2 separate regions of the Homo sapiens genome follow, and region 2 is linked to region 1. Evidence: read pairs that join two places in POLR2A ChIA-PET (ENCODE). Cell type or tissue: HCT116. All regions are shown on one strand.

Region 1 (2,500 bases):
TTGGAAGGGGACTGGGCCCTCTAGATGGTAACAACTCAGAATCACCTTGAATTATAAAACAGCAGTGACAAAATCCATAATCCACAGGTACAAAAAAGACTAAGTGCTAAAGGTAAGAATGAACTCTTGACTTTCAAACAAAAATTAGCAAAGATTTCCTTTCAGAACGAAAAAGACAAGGACACTGATAACCTCAGGTTACACAGGTAAGTTTAATTTTATACAAAAGAAAGATATATACACATTTCTTAGGACATGCAAATTATTAATGTGCTATTACCATATACTGTCTTTTTTAAATTTTAACAAGAGAGTGGCTGAACATTAACATATTCAGTTATCTTAAAGCCACAATGTTTAATAAATCCATCATCAGCTTCAAAGCATTTATTTGTGTTATTAATGTCTAAAAGGTATATCCTATTCACTGGGACATTCTGAAAAGAAAAATAAAGACCGGGGGGAAATACACTAAGTGTTAATAATTATCTGTGTGTGGTAAAATCAAGAATGACCTTAGTGGCCTTAATATTTAATTTTCCACAGTCACAAAAAAAGAAACTTACTTAAAATTGAAAACAACTTTGCTAAAGAATATAATATAGGTACGTCACGTAAGGCCTTCTTTTAGAAAAGCCATGAAATGACCTATAACATTGTCCTATTTATAACACTTACCTCATAACCAAAAATCATTTTAACTTTGAAGACTTTATTTCCTCCTTTACAATTAAATATTCAAAAGGTTTAGTCTTAATTTTTAAAAAGCAAGTTTTCCAGCATACTCCACATAAAAACTGTGAACGTATAAGCATTTGGGTTTTTCGAGGATACTTTGATATAAGGAAAACCTGAAATTAAGATCTATTGTGACACAGGTTCAGTATTGCATATTACAAGGAACTATTCCTGATATTAACAACCTCAGAAGCAATCTAAAATTTCAGAAAACTAATATATATTAAAAGCTAATAAAGAGGGAATAGTGGTGATAGACATGTTAGTTAGCTTGATTTACCCATTTCACAATATATACATATACAAAAATAACATGTACACGGTAAATATATGTAATTTTTTTTTGTCATCTATACCTCAATAAAAACATATATTTTTTTAAATTTGTTGAGACAGGGTCTCCTCTGTCACCCAGGCTGGAGCGCAATGGCGCAATCTCAGCTCATTGCAGCCTTGATCTCCGGAGCTCAGTGATCCTCTCACCTCAGCCACCTAAGCAGCTAAGACTATAGGTGTGTGCTAACATGACTCACTAATTTTTGTATTTTTGGCATAGAGACAGGGTTTTGCCACGTTGCCCAGGCTTGTCTTGAACTCCTGGGCTCAAACAATCCTCCCATCTAGGCCTCCCAACGTGCTGGGATTACAGGCATGAGCCACTGTACCCGGCCATAAAAATAAATATTTTTTTAAAAGTTTAGAAGAAGAAATAGCAGACCCTTGTTTGCCTACCCACCATCCACTCCTTTCTTTCATCTTTCCAACAGAATATCCATTTTATTCCCGTTTTCACTCTCATCTTCAGCTCCAATCCAAAGTTGGATGTTGATTAGGGTAAGAATATTGGTCTTGGGTGGGTCTAACCAGAATGAAGGGAAAGACACAGTCCAGGACTGCAGAAACAGATGGTTGTCTCTTTCTGAATTGAACTGATTACCAAAGGAGAAAAACAGCCTTTGGATAATAGTAATTTTGTGATGAGTAAAGCAGAGAAAGAGAAAGAAATTGGATCTACAATAAAGTCATTGATTTGCTGAATCAAATACTTTTGGAATCGGTCTACTACTCTGCACTTCCTATAATGTACCTAACATAGTTCTTTCCAAGCACTTGAGTCAGGCTACATAAAACCCAATTTATGCAGACAAACGCATTATAACTAATATGGAAGGAAACCAAATCGTATGGAATTTTCTTCTTAACAAAAAGCTGAAATGCCGTGTGTTAGTATGTGTTAACACCCTCATACTCAGGAGTGTTGATAATTCTATCTTGATCACAGACATAAGTTTAATTATCCCATCTGCCACAACGTCTTAATAGTCACTAAAAAAAGACATGAGTGAACATGGATGGATCTTTTTAAGGGATATTTTTAAAAGAAAAAAGAAGTTATCTATACTTTCAACACTTTGTATTTTTATGTTAAGATTTAAAAAAAAAAAAAAAAACGAGAAAGAAGAATCTTAGAGTTCCTCCTAAGGCTTGCATTTGGTTAACAGTTTAATTAAATACAGTTTATTAAAAAAATTGAGGCAACTCATATAGGTTAATTTGAAATTTTTCCTGCTTGCACTTAATATGTGTGTGGTGTGTACACACACATGCATACATACACACAGTATTTTATATCTGAAGAAACAACTAAGATAATTCACACAAAAGAAAGACATTTCCACTTTATAAAAGTAATTCACAGGCCAGGCATGGTGGCTCAGATCTGTCATCCCAGCACTTTGGGAAGCCAAAGCTGGAGGAGTGT
Region 2 (2,500 bases), 240 kb after region 1:
CAGAGTCACCTGGGATAGTCTCCCTTTTGATTAAGTCAGAGTCAACTAAATAGGCACCTTAATTGCATCTGCAAAATCCTTTCACTTTTGCCATATTCTCTTACTAAATGTAACAGGCGTTGTCCACACAAAGGTATGGATATGGGGCTTGGAAAGGATTTCAGGAACCATCTTAGAATTCTGCCTACTACTAACTCCATTCTACAAGTCTCAATATCTAGCATTTTAGTTATTCACTAACTGCAAAGTTTTTTATTTCATTATCATTACTACTTTGATCCATAGATACTATTTGGAACTATAATTTCCAAACATGAATATTTAAGTTTTCCTTTATTGTTGATTTTTAACATAATTGAATTGTGATCAGATGATATATTCTCTATATGATTTAAATTCTTTGAAATGTGTTAACAGTTGCTTTATGACATAATAAGTGGCTGGTTTTTATAAATTTTAGGATGCTTGAAAAGAGTTCTACAGTTATTTATGTTCATTAATCATTTTAGTCATGTTCATTAATTTTCAAGTCTTCAGTATCCTTAGTGATGATTTTTTTGTTTTTGGTATATATCTCTTGATTACTAAGAGAATTGTGTTAAAATGTAGCTAGCATGATTTTAGATGTGTTTGTGTGATTCTTTCAATTTCTCTCTTTTTCTATTTTGTATTGGGATACAAATGTATAATTGTTATATTTTCCAGGTTAATTGAAAGAAGCTTTATCATTACAAAATTATCTTTATTTCCACTAATAAATTTTGCCTTAAAATTAATTTTATTTGATATTAATGTAGCTATACCAGCTTTCGTTTGGCTAGCACTTGTGTCGTATATCATTTTCCACAGTTTTACTTTCAGTCTTTGTGTATATTTAGTTTTTAGAGGTGTCTCGTTTATATCATATTGTTGTTACTATTAGTATGTGTCCTATCTGTTCTATGTTCCTTTTTTTCTACTTTTTTTTTGATAGTTTTGTTTTTGTTACTCCTTTTTTTCTTCTACCTATCAGATGGGATGTTGTATATATTTCTGTTCATGGTTGTTCTAGAAATTTCATTATGCATCTCTGACTTATCAACGCCTAAACTCGCCCAGACTTCTGCGCAGTGCAGTAGCCTTAGAACACTTTAATCCCATTTACTTTCCTCCCAGCTTATATATGTGGTTGTCACATATGTTGTATCTCTTTAAATGTAAGTTATTACTGTTGTTTTATATAGTTAATATTGACTTAGATTTACCCACAAATTTGCCACCTTTCTTACTCTCCATTCCTTGCTGTGTCTTTGAGCTTCCATCTGGAGTAATTTTTCTTTTGCCTGAGTATATGTTTAGAATTTACTTTAGTGCAGGTCACCTGGTGGCACATTTACTTTGCTCTTGTTTTTTGAAATGTCGTTATTTTGCCTTCTTTTTGAAGGACTTTTTTTTTCTCCCTTGAAATGGATGGTTATCTGGAAAGGTAAAGATAACTTTCCCTTGTATTCTGACTTCCACTGTTACTGGGAAGAAGTCACCTGTCAGTCTTTTGCTCCATTTAGACTAATCCATTTTTTTTTCCTCTGGCTGCTTTCACGATTTTCTCTTTGTAATTATAATTTTTTTTTTTTGAGTTTCATTGTGTTGTATATACGTGAGGATTTTATTGTATTTTCCCACTTAGGCTTTGTTTGGCATCTTAGATCTGTGGGTTGATACATCAGTTCTGGAAAATTCTCAACCATCATTGATTTGTTCAAATTTTGTTTAGAATCTTACATCTATATCCATGAGCGATGTTGGTCTTTAGTTTTCTGTTTTTGTAATGTCTTTTGTCTGATTAGTATGATACTAATGCTGGCTTAATAGAATGATTTCAGAAGTATTCCCTCCTTTTGAATTTTTTTGAAGAGTATGTGTAGGATTGGTATCATTTCTTCCTTAAATGTTTTGGTAGAGTTCACCATTGAAGTCACCTGGACATGAAGTTTTCTTTTTCGGAACATTTTTCACTACACCTTAATTTCTTTGATAGATTTAGGGCTTTTAAAATAATCTGTTTCATCTTGACTGTTTGGCTTTTAAGGATTTTTTCCATTTCATATAAATTGTTGAATTTGCTGGCATAAAGTTGTTCATAATCTTTCCTTAGTAACCTTTTAATAACTGGAATGTCATGTCCCTCTCTCATTTCTAATATTGGTAATTTGCATCTGCTCTCTTTTTTCTTGACTTATCTGGCTAGAAGTTTATTGATTTTGAACGTCCTAGTAAACCATCTTTTGGTTTTATTTCTGGGGGAATAAAGTACCATAATCAAGCTTAGTAATCCTTCTTCTTACCTTCCTCCAGGATTTTGACTAGATGGGATTCTTTGTCTAATGAAGTGACCTAAACCTTCATTTCTACAGAATTGAGCCGTTGATAGGCCTGTCTTTACTGGGTTGCTGCAGTTTTCCACTGACTAGGACTGTTAGCACTAAGAGGCATTCCAGTGAATTTCCTCGTTTCCATATAT

What was found. ChIA-PET counts read pairs that join two places held together with the same protein. Peaks named below come from ENCODE experiments on the same cell type or tissue, not always from the same donor. Only the 100,000 strongest peaks of a DNase experiment are listed, where the experiment ranks them.
Region 2: POLR2A ChIA-PET joins it to region 1 with 5 read pairs; 3 of 35 experiments call an interaction of 5 or more read pairs at or near these places.

Annotation. Positions count from the first base shown.
Region 1 is chr5:115,846,245-115,848,744 of GRCh38, reverse strand. The region is part of intron 1 of AP3S1 (adaptor related protein complex 3 subunit sigma 1); the gene reads right to left. Among named protein-coding and RNA genes, the nearest start is that of AP3S1, 5.6 kb to the right of the region's middle. In HCT116, no CTCF peak of the experiment used is centred here; a DNase peak (open chromatin) is centred at 1,274; H3K4me3 peaks cover 1,537 bases; H3K27ac peaks cover 2,500 bases.
Region 2 is chr5:115,605,592-115,608,091 of GRCh38, reverse strand. All of the region lies in intron 3 of TMED7-TICAM2 (TMED7-TICAM2 readthrough), which reads left to right. The region is part of intron 2 of TICAM2-AS1 (TICAM2 antisense RNA 1); the gene reads right to left. Among named protein-coding and RNA genes, the nearest start is that of TICAM2, 4.4 kb to the right of the region's middle. In HCT116, no CTCF peak of the experiment used is centred here; no DNase peak of the experiment used is centred here.